Linked DNA regions of Homo sapiens: region 2 is linked to region 1. Evidence: read pairs that join two places in POLR2A ChIA-PET (ENCODE). Cell type or tissue: MCF 10A. All regions are shown on one strand. Each heading gives the region's core, and the rest is flanking DNA. Links, peaks and the distances in the headings are about the cores only.

What was found. ChIA-PET counts read pairs that join two places held together with the same protein. Peaks named below come from ENCODE experiments on the same cell type or tissue, not always from the same donor. Only the 100,000 strongest peaks of a DNase experiment are listed, where the experiment ranks them.
Region 2: POLR2A ChIA-PET joins it to region 1 with 9 read pairs; 3 of 35 experiments call an interaction of 5 or more read pairs at or near these places.

Annotation. Positions count from the first base shown.
Region 1 is chr5:178,822,348-178,830,576 of GRCh38, reverse strand. No RefSeq gene overlaps it. Among named protein-coding and RNA genes, the nearest start is that of ZNF354B, 33 kb to the left of the region's middle. In MCF 10A, for the core only: no CTCF peak of the experiment used is centred there; a DNase peak (open chromatin) is centred at 4,156.
Region 2 is chr5:178,762,331-178,770,559 of GRCh38, reverse strand. It overlaps the pseudogene AACSP1. Among named protein-coding and RNA genes, the nearest start is that of ZNF354A, 36 kb to the right of the region's middle. In MCF 10A, for the core only: no CTCF peak of the experiment used is centred there; no DNase peak of the experiment used is centred there.

The DNA of each region.
Region 1 (8,229 bases), core at 1,821-6,820:
GCCTTCTAATTCTTGCACCTGGTCTTTTACCTTTCTTTCAGTCTAATCTTATCATCATCATCATCGTGTTCTTCATTTTCTTATACTGCTGCTTATATTTCTTGTTTTTATGCTTGTTTCTCAACCTCCTCCTCTTGTTTCCTTTATCCCAAGGAATGGCCTTAACAAACCAAAACCGAGTTAAAAGCTACTCGTCACTGTGTTATATTTTCAAAATAATCAGCCTCTTACTTTGGAGCTGGTGGAGAGAGAGATTGAGAGGGTGCGAGTCACCTCTGGAAGGCTGGGATTTGTTTTTACTGAGAAGAAAATAGGTTCTTTGTTATCACAAGCCTTGTGTGACACCAGCAGCTCCTCCTTGCTCCACTCTCACAAACCACAGCACCCAGACTGGTGAGTCCAAACACACATGCACACACACATATACACACACATTACATTCATGTGCACACATGTTCATGTGCACATATAAATACATGCTCATATACTCAAGATAGACATTCACATGTGTACACACATTGCACACTTGTGTGTGCATATGCATACAAGTACTTGCACACCGATACAGGCACACACACACTCACACACATTAACATTTCCTTTTTAACGTTTTCTGTTTGCCCCTGGTGAAACGAGGGCCAGAAGACACTGTTCCACCATTGTGATGCCGTCAGTAGGCAGACTAGGGGAAATGTGGTCACAGCCATGGTGCCAAGTTTTGAACTCAGCCTCTGAGCTGAGCCTGGATCCATAGACGTTTCCCAATGTTCCTCTGCTGCCTCCACACCCCATCCGCAATACCAGCCCCCCGTGGAGGGTCAGGAGCTGTGTGTGCAAGTGGACATTATTGTAGATGCTTCTGTAATGAGGACGTGCAGGAGAAATAAAGAATTTCTGTGTTAAACACTCTCAGCCTTCCTCTGCCGTTTAGCAAAAATTCCCAGGAGAGTGATGACGGGACAGAAACAGGAGTGAGAAACAGGAAGAATGGACAAGATGATTAGAAGGCTGAACGAAGGAGAGAGCAAGCTAAGATGAGAAAAAGCACTGCAGAAAACATTCTGAAGGAGAGAGGAGGGGCAGATGGGGGAACAAGGAGCAGGTGGAGAGTGAGATTGAGAGGGTGCGAGTCACCGCTAGAAGGCTGGGATTTGTTTTTACTGGGAAGAAAAAATGTTTTCTGTTATCGCAAGCCTTGTGTGACACCAGCAGCTCCTCGCCCCACTCTCACAAACCAGCCCCCAGACTAGTGAGTGCAAACACACACGCACACACTTATATACATACACATGTACACTTATGTGCACACAGATACTAACATGCTCATATACTCAAGATACACATACATTCACATGCACACATAGACATGTACTCACATGCACACTCGTGTGTGCACATACACACTCACATGTACACGCACACCCATACAGGCAGGCGCACACACACACATTAGCATTTCCTGTTTAACATTTTCTGTTTGCCTCGGGTGAAACTGAGTACCAGGAAATACTGCCCCACTGTTGTGATGCAGTCAGTAGGCAAGCTGGGGGGAGTTTGGTTACAGCCATGGTGCCAGGTTTTGAAGAGGTTTATGCTAGTTTGGATTTCTTGGCATGAGCTAGATCTTCCCTGACAGTGGCATCTGGCCCCAGCTCCATGCAGTCCTCACCAAGTCCCATTGCCTGTGCATCCTATGTTTCATCTTCCAAAGCTGGCTTCAGCAGTGGCCTGTGAAGTTGGCTGCAGAACCATGGAAGTGTGGAAATAGAGATCAGAACTTTACATAACTGTATTTTATCTCACTTTTTAAAATTCCCTATTCTTTTGTATATGCTTAATAATGTTTATATTAGTGGAGTCGAGCATTTAAGCGATCATTAAATAAAAATACAATACGGCTGCATGCTCAGAAAGATTTTGCTTCTAGCTACGTTGCCAGGGAAGCCTGGTGGTCATTTTTGTCTGTCTTTTCTTGGACAATCTTTTGGTTCCTTTTCCAGTTCAGTCAAGTGTCAAGAGAGTTCTCATCTCTCTTCCTTCTAACCCCATGATTAAAAATCTTCAGTAGCTTCCCAGTGTTTTTAATACAGTCATGAATACGAGTGTCTTGTCTTTTTTTTTTTTTTTTGAGACAGAGTCTCACTCTGTTGCTCAGGCTGGAGTGCAGTGGCGCGATCTCGGCTCACTGCAAGCTCCACCTCCCAGGTTCATGCCATTCTCTTGCCTCAGCCTCCCGTAGCTGGACTACAGGCACCCGCCACCATGCCTGGCTAATTTTTTGTGTTTTTAGCAGAGATGGGGTTTCACCGTGTTAGCCAGGATGGTCTCAATCTCCTGACCTCGTGATCCACCCGCCTTGACCTCCCAAAGTCCTGGGATTACAGGCGTGAGCCACCGTGCCCGGCTGAGTGCCTTTTCTTAAAATATGTAAGATTTGTCTTGCATCTTTTCAGCCTTATCTCTTTGTACTCCGTCACTAGCACCCTGGGCTTTGAATCTCTGGGATGAGGCTCCATCCTGCAGTCTGTTTTCCCCTTGCTTGGTAAAACAACTTCTTTATCCTCATTGCCCACCTGTTTAACCTTGACTCATTCACTGGGACTCTACTTAAGTAACATATTCTCCGGTAGTTCTTTCCTGATCCCATAGTCTTGCTAACTAGTCCCATAGCATCTTGCATTTTTGGTGACTACAAGAGAGCAGGGATCGTGCCCGGGTTGTCCAAATCCAGTGGTGTGCTGGTAAATGCTTAACAACTGACTCACTGAAAAACACAAAACTTGGCTTGTAGTATTTGCACATTTCTGTGTTGTAGGTAAGGATATCATGGCCAGATTCAAGCTACCAAGCTGATGTCACTGATGAGTTGGGACGAGATGGATGCTAGCACACCATCCTAGGATAATTCTACCATACAGATTGAGTAGATGCACCATGAACATAGATAATAAAATATACTGAAATAATTAGAATATGAGGAGTCTTAAGTATTATTGTTTTAATATAATTTAGTTGGAAGTTTATAGAATGCATTTTAATGATGACTTTATTAAGAATAAACTCTCAGAAGTTCCTGAAAATGTAATAACCTGTTCTCATGCAATGGTATGAGCCAGGACTAGAGATCCCTTGTGTCAAGTACAGACAGGTCACATTTTTTGCATTGATGGCAGACATTGGAATAAGCCAACATGTATATGTGCTGCCATTTCTTGGAATTTACTGTGCCTTTGAATTATCGACTTACTCTGGTAGATCTGGGATGTTTTGCATTATACTAGCGTTTATATGAGAATGTGTATACAAAAGAGAAATATATACAAGTGCAACTAGATACTCAAGGACACTCCAGTAGTGCAACTGATTTACTAAGGCATTAACATTGATCTAGTGAAGTTTAATGACAAGCGATTGGCTCAGATAAATAAATGATAAAACATTAATCTTGCTCTGTTGGGTAGGCAAAGTGGAAGGAACAATGGTAACATTTTATTGCTCAGAATCCCCATTTTGCTTTTCATCTCCTTATTTACCAATCATTAAGAGGTGAATTATCAGAAACACACTTTAGTAGTATTTGCTTGCAGCTAGTTAATTGGTAGTTTTGACTGAATTACTTTAGTTCAACACAAATTCCTAAATGGATTAAACATTTGACTGAAAAGATTCTTTAGAAGAAAATACAGACTATTTCACAAGATTATAATGACATATTGTGTGGAAATGTTTAAAGGGCACTCAACACATTTCTGTTAATCCAAGTAAATGTTCCTAACATGGATATAAGAGTAAATGCCTCCAGGGTTAACAAAAGTTGGTGCAAAATTTAGACGTTTTAATAGCTACGTAGTAGGGGATTTCAAATATTATTTTCTAAAGATTAACTGTTAACATTTAGGTCCTGTAAAGAAAAAGTTTTAAAATGCCCTAGAATATAGTATTTTTTTTTGTAATTAGTGTTTCTAGATGAAACAGACCTTCTAAACTTTATTTCTAAAAATCAAAAGCTATTAGAGCCAGAAAGGTTTTTTTCTTATGGATGAGGAAACTGGAGCCACATGTGAATATGGACAGCCCTGTTCTGTTTGAGTATTGGAATGTGTGGTTTACCATTTGAATGAAGACCTGAGCAAGTAAGAGCTTGTCATTGTTGCAGATGGTGCTCAGGCCTGCACTCGACTCTGTGCTGCCCCATCATCCTGGATGACTCTCTCCTTTGTTATATTTGCAGGGAAAGCTAAGGAGGCAGCATATTAGAAATCCATAGTAATGTAGATAAATTTTGTAAATTTAAATAAGATTGGTCACCATTCCTATGTAATTCAGAGCAAAAGAAGGGATTTTTTTTCTAGTTTTTCGCATCTTGCTTGCCATTATGAATGTGGCATTCAGCTTTGAATCGTTTCCAGTGACGTGATTTTCAATATTGTTGTGTGTGACATTTTGACAATTAAAATGCCTAATGCAAATGCTGCAATGCTTTTTCTTCTTTTCATTCCCCCTTTCCTCAGTGGGGCTGTGTTTGTTGGCTAGGAAGCCACAAACGGGTTGCATTCTTGTTGCTTGGTTGTCAGACTGGTGGAGTTATTGATAGTTTTCATCTTTAGAGTTGTAAACGTGCTACTTAAATATTAGAGCCATTTTATCAATATTAAAGTACTTCATCTGCCCAATTAAAAAGCAGCCAAGCATTTGTTTGATTTTCTATAACTAGTTGAAGATTTTTGTCTTCAAGCCAGAAACTTCTGCCTGCAAAAACACGAACCCAGTGAGAAGAAGTGAGAAGTAAATTAATGTAAAAGTTAAACTGAAGACAGTGATACTGCATTGTGAAACCTATTTGTCTGAGGACAATCAGTTGCTGGTTGAAGATCGGACAAGAGAAGTCACCCTCTGAGCTATACTTGATCAGAGTCACCACCAGGGGTGACTGCACTAGGCCAGGAGAGTAGAGAGTAGGTTAGCGTCTCACTTCCCCGTGGGTCTTGAGCATCCTGTAAACTTTTGAGCTGCTGTGCCTTTTACAACAATAATAGCCCTGTCCTCAGGCTGCAGCCCAGAAATGCGTAGAATCCCTGCATTGGTTGAGGCATCTATGGATCCAGAGAAGTGGCTGGGATCTTGCGGCCCTGCTGCTTGCTAGAGTCTGAGTAATATCTGGGGAGGAACCCGAGAGGACTCCCTGGCCTCTGTTGGACAATCTGATGAGATGGAGGATGAAGAAGGCTGAGCCTTGTGTCCTACAAAGATCCTGAGAGCCAGAATCACAGGTGGGTCAGCTCAGTGGGAAGGAGAAGGGATTCTGGAAGCCAGTCCTTCATGGGATGCTCTCCAATAACAGAAATATTCATGTGAGCCACTAGACGAACTGTAAGAAAACCCTCTTTGAAAACTCCTAAAAGAGTTCGTCTTTTTTTTTTTTTTTTTTTGAGATGGAGTCTCGCTCTGTCGCCCAGGCTGGAGTGCAGTGGTGTGATCTAGGCTCACTGCAAGCTCCGCCTCCTGGGTTCACACCATTCTCCTGCCTCAGCCTCCCGAGTAGCTGGGACTACAGGCACCCACCACCACACCCGGCTAATTTTTTTGTATTTTTAGTAGAGACGGGGTTTCACTGTGTTAGCCAGGATGGTCTCGATCTCCTGACCTAGTGATCCTCCCGCCTCGGCCTCCCAAAGTGCTGGGATTACAGGTGTGAGCCACCGCGCCCATCCTGTGTCTTTTTTTTTAATGAGACAGAGGGTCTTGCTGTGTGGCAGAGGCTGGTTTCAAACTCTTGTCCTCAAGGAATCCTCTGGCCTTCAGCCACCCAGGGTTGGGATTATAGGCCTGAGCCATCATGTGTGACCCCTAAGAACTTATGTTTTTGGAAATTCCTCTCAACTCTGCACAAATCAAGTTGTAATTTTGGCAATGGTTTGAGATTTTAAATCTGTTTCTGAGTATTTGCAGGGTTTTGAATGGAAATTTAAAAGATGGGTCATGGAATATTAACAGTGCATTTTAAACAGATCCCCAGGAGTAATTACTTTTTAATTTTTATTTTTATTTCAATAGTTTTTGGGTAAGCTGGTTTCAGTTACATGGATGTGTTCTGAGATTCTACTGGACCCATCACCTTAGCAGTATACACTGTACCTATTATGTAGTTTTTTATCCCTCATCCCCCTCCCATCCTTTCCGAGTCCCCAAAGTCAATTATATCATTCTTAGGCCTTTTTATCCGCATAGCTTAGCCCTCACTTTTTTTTTTTTTTTGAGATGGAGTCTCGCTCTGTCTTCCAGGCTGGCGTGCAGTGGTGCGATCTCCGCTCACTGCAAGCTCCGCCTCCTGGGTTCACACCATTCCCCTGTCTCAGCCTCCCGAGTAGCTGGGACTGCAGGCACCTGCCACCACACCTGGCTAATTTTTTATTTTTAGTAGAGACAGGGTTTCACCATGTTAGCCAGGATGGTCTCAATCTCCTGACCTCGTGATCCGCCCACCTCGGCCTCCCAAAGTGCTGGGATTACAGGCGTGAGCGACTGCGCCCGGCCAGCTCTCACTTTTAAGTGAGAACATATGATACTTGGTTTTTCATTCCCAATCCTAAATTACTTCACTTAGAATAATGGCCTCCAGCTCCCTCCAAGTTGCTGTAAAAGGCATTTGTTCCTTTTTGTGGCTGAGTGGTATTCCGTGGTGTATATATACCACGTTTTCTTTGTCTGCTCGTTGGTTGATGGGCACTTAAGTTGGTTCCATGCCTTTGCAGCTGTGAATTGTGCAAACATGCATGTGCATGTGCCTTTTTCACAGGATGACTTCTGTTCCTTTGTGTAGATACCCAGTAGTGGGGCTGCTGGACTGAATGGGAGTTCTACTTTTATTTCTTTAAGGACTCTTCATACTGTTTTCCACAGTGGTTATGCTCACTTACATTCCCCACTAGGAGAGTAAGAGTGTTTCCTTTTCACCACATTCATACCAACATCTGCCGTTTTTTGACTTTTTAATTATGGCCATTTTTGCAAGAGGAAGGTGGTGTCTCATTGTGATTTTGATTTGTATTTGTTTGATGATTAGTGATGCTGAACATTTTTTCACGTGTGTCTGCTTGTGTATCTTTTGAGAAGTGTCCATTTATATCTTTTGCCCACTTTTTAACAGGGTTATTTATATTTTGCATGTTGATTTAAGTTCCTTACAGATGTGGATATTAGACCTTTGTCAGATGCATAGTTGGGGAATATTTTCTCTCATTTCATAGGTTGTATATTTACTCTGTTAATAATGTCTTTCGCTGTGAAGAAGCTCTGTCATTCAATTAGGTCCCACTTGTCAACTTTTGTTGGTGTTGCAATTGCTTTTGATGACCTCGTCATAGATTTTTTCCCAAGGCTGATGTCCCAAATGGTATTTCCTAGGTTTTATTCTAGAGTTTTTATGGTTTGAGGTCTTACACTTAAATCTCTGATCCAGTGGCTAGACCAGCCATCTTCAAGAGACTCATCTCACGTGTAACAACATCCACAGGCTCAAAGTAAAGGGATGGAGAAATATCTACTGTGCAAAAGTCACTATTCTTTTTTTTGAGACGGGCTCTGTCACCGAGGCTGGAGTGCAGTGGTGTGATTATGGCTCGCTGCACTCAACTTCCCAGTCTCAAGTGATCCTCCCACCTCAGCCTCCTTGTGTCCTGAGTAGCTGAGACTACAGGCATGCACCATCACACTTGGCTAATTTTTGTATTTTGTGGTAGAGATGGGGTTTTGCCACGTTGCCCAGGCTGATCTCCAACTCCTGTGCTCAAACAATCCACTTGCTTCAGCCTTCCGAAGTGCTGGGATTACAAGCATGAGCCACTGTGTCCAGCCCAGGCATTGCTATTCTTATATCAGATAAAACAAACTTTAAAGCAATAAAAATTAAGTAGGAGAATGAAGGCCATTACATAACGATATTTTTATTTTTTTGAGATGGAGTCTTGCTCTGTCGCCAGGCTGGAGTGCAGTGGCACAATCCCGGCTCACTGCAACCTCTGCCTCCCGGGTTCAAGCGATTCTCCTGCCTCAGCCTCCCGAGTAGCTGGGATTACAGGCGTGCGCCACTATGCCCAGCTAATTTTTGTAATTTTAAAAGAGACGGGATTTCACCATGTTGGCCAGGATGGTCTTGATCTCTTGACCTTGTGATCCGCCCGCCTCGGCCTCCCAAAATGCTGGGATTATAGGCGTGAGCCACCGCGCCCA
Region 2 (8,229 bases), core at 1,363-6,362, 60 kb after region 1:
GAACTGGAATTTGAATTTGTCCCCTTGGCTTTATTTTATTGAAAAAGAACTTGGGTCTTTTGCTTCCGAAATGGTTATTACCAAACCGTATCTGATCACAAGAGTAGTGGAGCAATTTATTAGGAAGGGAGAAAACTAAGCACGTTTCTTTCCATGGTTATTCTGGCTTTCATAGGCTTGCTGCCAGGGTACCCAGCTGGGCTCTGGGCTCTGGGCTCTTTTTCTCCCCAGGTAGGGTCTTCTCCTGGGTCCATTCGGGAAGTCATTGGGAGGGTTTCTCCAGGTTTTTGAATGCCCTTGGATTTTCGGACCCTCGTGGCAGGCTTAGGAGAGAATTTACCTCTTTCGTTGCTGAGCTAAGGAGGGGCCCAGCCTCCACAGGGAGGTGACACGGCATGGCCCCAGCCTGCCCATTCGGGAACTGGACCCACTTCAGGGTCAGAAGAGGACAATTGAGGTCCCATCTGCAAAGTCTTGGGGCCTTGCTGAGGCAGGAGAGCTTGTTGCAGGTCTGACCTTTCACATGGTGCTTGCGGAGAGTGGGCTACCCTCCTCCCACCACCCCAAGAATAGCCTGAGACCAGGGCCTTCCCAGCGGTGGGAATGGGAGGTGGCCTGTCTCTGTCTCTGCGTGGAGAGACACTGCCACTTCTGTTCCCTGGGAAGCCAGCACCATTTTCAGTATTTGTGGGAGGCCTTGGCGAGTGCTCAGGAGATATTTGGGCCCAGAGCCAGCCCCACTCCTCGTGTTGAGTAATACTGATCCATCTCTGGCCTGTGACTTGAGGAGAGGAGCCCCTCACCCGCCCGCCACAGCTCAGGGTGATGATGCGGCACCCTGATGATGATGATGTGGCGGGGACTAGGGAGGCTCTTGCCGGCGTGGTCGTTGCCGCCAGCCTTCACAGCGGCTCCTCTGAGGGTCTTCGTGCACAGGGGCTCTGTCACAGCCCTGGCTCCCACTCTGTCCCCGAGGCATGACTTTGGGCAACTCACTTAGCGTTCAAGCCTCAGTTTCCTCATCTCTAAGATGGGTTGACAACAGAGACTCTCTGGTGGTGCCGTGGGCCACGGGGTGCCCGAACGCAGCCCTCCTGCCTCTGTTTCTGTGCTGCCTCCGCTCACCATCACCTTCATTCAGAGTAGGTGTGCACGCCGTGCAGTGCCCTTCCACACACCTGATCTCAGTTGCTCTCTGCTCAAATGTCAGAGAGGCTTTCCCTGCATTTCCTGTTTGAACAGTGTCCTGGCCTCCATCTTTAGCTTTGACAGTGTTTGCCATGGACTGAGGGTGAGCTCTTGTGTATGTTCATGTCTTTCTATCTGGAGTGGGGGCTCCTTGAGGACAGGAACCTCGTGGGTTCACCACCTCCTCAGAGCTCAGCTGACTGCTTGGAAAACAGCAGGTGCTTGTGGTGTCTGGTGAGTGAGTGGTGGGTCGGGAGCTGGTCCTCTGACCCTTATGAGGTGGGACAAGCTTGTGTTCCTCAAGCCCATCTTACAGATGAGGAAACACAGAGAGATGAGGGGTCCTGCTGAAGGAAGTGGTGTCCGTAGCCAGCCCCACCTTCTGCTCACCTGGAATAAAGACCTGGGGACCCCGGGCGGGTCATGGCCAAGTGGAATGGACTCCTGACATTTGAGGGCTTCCTGCCTGCAGCCCCCAGGCAGCCATGGCTGTCCAAGTCCAGCGGGCCTTTGCTCAGGACGTGGCTGGGATATCTGGCCCTTCCTGCCAGGAGGCTGCTGGGCTCCTGTCTATCTGGGGAGGCCCCGTGCAGGGGTAGGGGGTGGAGGCTTCTTTTCTCTTTCCCTTTCCTCTGCCTTTCCCCTCTCCCTGGAGGAAACGGTAGCAGGATTTCTTTTAAGGGGAGGCCGCTATATTTTACCAGCAGGTGGAAGGTGGCGTTATTCGTGCCCACGAGCTGCACATGGACCCCTGCATGAAGCGTAGTGGGGCACAGAGCAGGCGAGCCATTTCCATCTCACAGCGGGAGGGCCGGCGACACCACACGAAGTGACATGCAGGCCCTCCTCGGAAGCCGGCGCTTAGATCCCTAATTAGTTCACACGTCGACTGAATTTTTCAGGTGAATGAATTTTAATTACAGCTCAGGTTAAAAAAAAAAAAAAAAAGGCACCAGTGATCCAGAGCTCAGGCAGAGGAGCCCTACTGGGCTCTCTTGCTCTTGAGGTTTTCTAGCCCACAACACACCCACGCCACCAAAGGCTCGTTTGGATTCAAGGTGAAACACATGTGCCACGAATCTTAGAGGAGCTCTGAATGTTTGGAAAGGGTGCAACTACGAGAAAAAGTAACGCACCGTCTGCTGCAGATGGCTGGCTCCGAGGAGGAGTTCATGGGAACTTGGGGATGCTCTTGCCCGTAGCTCTAGGAAGCTGGGCCACTTCTGAAGTAATGGCAGCAGCTAGTCTTTATCATAGAATAATGTAATAAAATGTATAGAGAAGTAAAAGTATAAATAAAAGTAAAATCATCATAAAACATAGTAGCTAGGCGCTTCTGAAGCTGTGCGTGCACTGACCTGTTTACCCCCTGACTCACAGCCCTACAGCCTAGGTGCTGGCACCCCCACTTTCATTCAAGGAAATGAACCAGGTTCAGGAATTCACCCAGCATCCCCCAGATGTGGTGGTGGCAGAAGCCACATCTTCCCTGAAAACTTTCTTGCTCAGGGTGCCTGCTCAGATTTAGGAATGATCTTATGTCTGCATTTTCATCCTGGTCAGGCAGAGCCTGGACCCTGAGAGACACTTTTTTTATGTTCCCATCTGGAATATGCACTGCCGGGGTCAGTGGGGTGTCTTGAGGGCCCTCTGGAGGTCAGCTTGGATGTGACACATGCAGCGGGTCCCAGTGGGGCCCATTGAGGTGTGCAGCGTTAGAAAAATGAAGGTGCTCATGGTGACCTCTGGGCATCTCTGAAATAGCCTCACTTTCTCAATAACTGTGCCAGGGGCAGTGTGGGAGGGTTTCAGGGAGTGTTAGACTTGGGTTTCAGCACCAGGTCTTGAAATTGCCTTTCAGAAATAGGTTTTGCAGACCTAGCAGGGAGAGGGGCGTCTTGGAGCTGAGACTCATTCACTCTTGGCTCTCCGGGTGGAGGCTGGGCCTTTTGGGCCTGGATATACCCAGGGCCGTGCGTTTTCCCCGCTTCAGGTTTAAGTGCAGTTTCTTGTTTTTTTCTACCCTTCCCTCGCAGTACACGCTCAGTGGCAATAAAGTGGAAGTTGCCGTCAAACAGATCATCGCTCGAAAAGCCATGGAGCAACGAGGTGCTTTCTCGAACCCCGAGGCCCTGCATCTGTACTGGGACATCCCTGAGCTGAATGGCTTCTGAGTCGGACTGGCTGGCACAGGGAGGATGGAAACCTTGAATGGCCTGGCGCAGGAGTCCCTGGCTTGCAGGCAAGCTGTGCTTAAGGGCTGCCGGTGGGAACTGGCACCTGAAAGAAGGCATTTGAAGAGGGAGGTGGTGGGTGCTCCTGCCTCACCCAGGCTGGGGTGGAGGGAACTGCAGTTTTGGTAACGACTCCTGGGTCCTCTCTGTGCCTGTTGCTAAGGCTTTTGTCCGCTGGGCTGTCTGGTGGCTAAAGGATATGGCTTCTACTGTGTGGTCTGCCGAGCTGTCCTTTTGCAACAGGGCCTGAGACCACTGACTTCAGGGGCTGGAGTCACAGTTGTGTGGGCTTTGGGCTGGGTTCTGCTGAGCCCTTGGGGCCTAGCCATTTCCTGCCAATAATAGCTAACACTGCTGTAGTACATACCATATGCTGGGTGCTGTTCCAGGGCCACGATCCTGAGTATAACCCTAGAAGGTAGGTGTCATCATTATCCCTATTTGGAAGATGGGGAATAAGGCCCAAGTTCAGGGAGCTTGCCCAAGGTCACATGGGCTAGGGCCAGCCCTTTTGGAAAGAGTTCCCAAGAAGGATAGTGAGACTCCCTCTTTTGATATCGTGGGTACTTCCTGAATATCTAGATTGATCAAAAAAATCATACCCCAGTGAAGAAGATCAATTACGTGTACATTTTCCAAGTCACTTTGACATTGTCACAAACTCACATGCTTGAGCCTCTAATTCGATTTTGAGTGAGAATCATTTCATGTGTCATGAAATTTCAAAAGACAACGTTCAATGAATGGTACTTCCCATTATTCCAGCTTGATTGAAATTGTGGGTTTCTAAAAAGATACTATTTATACTTTTAAGACAATGGAGCTTTCAAAAGGTTTCTGACTCTTAAGTCTTCTTATGTGATTTCTAAGGAAGTGGAAATTTTCAAATTTTCATTATGAATGTGTCTTTATGGCTTTCCTTCTTTTCCTTTGTTCTTTCTTTACATATCCTGACTCGACAGTGTTTCTCTCGCCCTTGATGGGAGCTTCAGGTTCTTGCCAAAGTATGTATCACATAATTGCTTTCATGTTCAGACACGGCAAGAGTGGGTTGTAAATGACTGCGACGCCGATGTCACAATTCTGTTAGGCCTGGTTGACCTTGCAAATTGAATTCAGGGAGGGCAGTGCTTCTATCTGGCTGCTAGATTTATTGTTCCCAGTCTGGGGAGAGGCCTGGGGAGGCGTGGTATGGGATTTCTGTGCCTAGGCAGCCACTCCAGCTTGTCCTGTGCTGCCTCCCTCCTTTCCATCTTGGTGTCTTCCTCAGCTCTCGAAACAGAAGGCAGCAGCCCATGATTGATGGGCTCCGGCCCGCTGGGGTGTTATTAACCACTCTGTCAAGGTGACAATGTCATTTTTAATGTTCCATCTTCAGACTTGAGGCTTATTCTTAGGTTGAGAGTTAGCCAACCTTGACAGAGATAGAACCCCTAAAAGTTTAAGACGTGGTTCTTGACCCTGGCTGCTGGGGAGCTTGCAACAATACCGGTTTCCATGAGGGTACCTTCTGGGATGCAGGAAATGTTAGATGTCTTTATCCACGTGGTGGTTACTTGAGTTCATATATGTGTAGCAAAAACTTGGGCTTTGGTGAGGATATGGAGAAACTGAACCCTGGTGCCTTACTGGTGGGAATGTAAATTGGGGCAGCTGCTGTGGAAACACACTGGTGGCTCCTCAAAAAGTTAAACATGTAATTACCCTGTGAGCCAGGAATTGCACTCCTAGGTATATACCCAAAAGAACTGAAAGCAAGGACAGAAGCAGATGCTTGTAAGCTAATGTTTGTAGCAGCGTTATTCACAACCACCAAAAGGTGGAAACAACACAAGCATTTGCTGATGAATGGTTACTGTTCTGTCCCTACAATAGAATGTTATTCAGCCACGAAAAGGAATGAAGTTCTGACACACACTGCAATGTGTATGAACCTTGAACCCATTATCGTGACAGACACTGGTCACAAAATGACAAATACTGTATGATTCCACTTACATGAAATACCCAGAATAGTCACATTCACAGGGACAGAAAGTAGACCAGAGCTTATTCAGGGAAGGGGAGAGAGAAGGAATGGGGAGTGAATATTTAATGGGTACATAGTTTTAGTTTGGAATGATGAAAAGTTTCTAGAAATGGATGGTGGTGACTTTTGCATAACACTGTGAATGTACTTAATGCCACTGAACTGTACACTTAAAAATGGGTGGAGTGGCAAGTTTTACGTTATGTATATTTTACCATAATAAAGATATTTGAGATGTACAGTTAAAATTTTTGCTGTGGACTATAAATGTATGTTTTACCTGAATTGTAAAATCTGATTTCTAGGCCCTACTCCTAAGGATTCTGATTTTTTTTTTTTTTTTTTTTTTTAAGACAGAGTCTGACTCTGTCACTCAGGCTGGAGTGCAGCGGCATAATACCGGCTCACTGCAACCTCTGCCTCCCAGGTTCAAGAGATTCTCGTGCCTCAGCCTCCCGAGTAGCTGGGATTGCAGGTGTGCACCACTTGTCCAGCTAATTTTTGTATTTTTAGTAGAGATGGGGTTTCACCGTGTTGCCCAGGCTTGTCTCGAACTCCTGACTTCAGGTGATGATTTTAATAGTTGGGAGAAAACTCTGGGCATCATTATCTTTAAAAACTTTAAAAACTTACCATGAGGAATTTATAGTTGAGGAAAAGAGGCAAAACTTAGGCATGAAAACCCCTCAAGAATAAGAATTGTGGAATCAAGGCTGGGCCATGTGCTGTATGAAGGCCAATGAGTTGTGAGTGGAAGGGACGTATCATTTTTACGTCACAGGTCTTAATTGCTGATGTAAGAGTCTCCAAAGCTCTCTTTTCCCTTTGGTCATGTTTGACATGGGGGCTGCTCTGTCCCCCTGGTCCTGAGTGATACAGGTTCTGACACTGGGCCTGGAATGATGAGTGGGATTGAAGGAGTATAGGAATTGAATGATCCTATGTAACATAAGTGGGGCAACAGTGTCACGGAAACTCATACATGGGGAAAGCTTTGTGAGTTTCTTGGGCTTTTCCTCATGGTCACAAGATGGCTGCTGCAGCTCCGGCACCACATCCTCAAATACTTAAAGCAATGAGGCAGCCAGTGCAGTGAGAAGTCTCTTTGAAGCCCGTTCTTATTTGACCAGGGGGAAGTTTCTCCCCAGAAAGATTGTCAGCAGCCTTCTCCTCCGACTCATTGGCTAAGAACTGTATCTCATGGCCACCGCTAGCTCTAGAGGAAACTGGGAAGCAAGTATCTGTATTCCTTTCCTTTACTTTCTGTGTTTTGATATAATTTCAAATTAAAGTTTCAAAAATAGCACTAACAATTCTAGATAATCTTCACTCAAACTGCCCAAATGTTGGCATTATGTGACATTTGCTTAATCCTTTTCTCTCTCCTTACGTACACACACATACACACGTACTTATGTGTATTTTTTTTCTAAATGGTTTGAGTCAACTGCACACACAATGTGCCTTTGTCCCTAAATACTCTATTGTGAATTCCTGAAAACAAGGATATTCTCACCAGGCACAGTGCCTCATGCCTGTAATCCCAGCACTTTGGGAGACTGAGGCAGGCAGATCATGAAGTCAGGAGTTCGAGACCAGCTTGACCAACATGTGAAGCCCCGTCTCCACTAAAAATACAAAATTAGCCGGGCATGGTGGCACATGCCTGTAATCCCAGCTTCTCAGGAGGCTGAGACAGGAGAATTGCTTGAACCCGGGAGGCAGAGGTAGCAGTTAGCTGAGATCGCGCCACTGCACTCCAGCCTGGGCGGCAGAGCAGCAAGACTTCGTCTCAAAAAAAAAAAAAAAATTCTTTTTTAGCTATACTTTCTAAGAATCTCTTGGTGTCAGGCTCCCAGAGAACCCCACAGAATATAGACAGTAATGGATGGCATTGTCTACCCTCAGTGAACTTCTTGCCCAACAGGAGGGAAGGAACAAGTATTTCTTGTTCATGTACTACATGTCAAGCCTCGAGTTAGCCACTCACATTCACTCTCTCCTTCAAATTAGCATATCAGCTCTGGGAGGCCAGTGCTGTTACCTGGATAATGATTTAGGGGGCTTTGTTCCTTTCAAACCAGAGGAACCATTCATAGCTTTCTCCAATTCCTGGGTCGGCCTCTCCTCACCTCACTTGAGTATGGTTGTTTTAAAAAAGAATCTGAAATATTTTTTATCAGGTGTTTCAAGGAGCTAATTATGAACTTCACTGTAATTGTTCATTAGTTATATTTTGTTCAGTTACCTTAGCAATTTGCCAAATGGAGCACAAAGCTGGCCTTGCTGCTTTCCCTGGGGCTGCTGGTTTCTTGCCTTTGCTGCCGTCTGTGTCTCTGCTTTTTTTCCTTCTCCTTGAAGTGAATTCTATGGGCCTGAACCCAGTGCTCCACTCCCTTTGTTGTGAGGTGAGTTCCCAGGCAGTGTTCTAGCAGGCTTCTCATCTGTTTCAGTCGCAGAGACCTTGGGACAGTTAGTCTCTGCCAAACCTCCTACAGGCCAGGGCTTGCTGACCACAGGCACGTGCTGCGGTCCGTGATGGCGGGCATGCTCGCACTGCGTCTGGAGGTTGGGCACTGCCTCTTGGCTTCTGCTGTTGGGAGCTCACATCAATGGTGGCCACACCCCCGATCCATCATACCTGGCCTACAAAGGAGAAAGCCACAGACCTTCTAAGGATGCAGGTGTTCCCCCCATGAATGTATTTCTCAACACCTTAGTAAAGAAGGCATTTTCTGGGGTCTCCTGGGGGATGTAGTTGGTGGGTAGGCGTGCAGG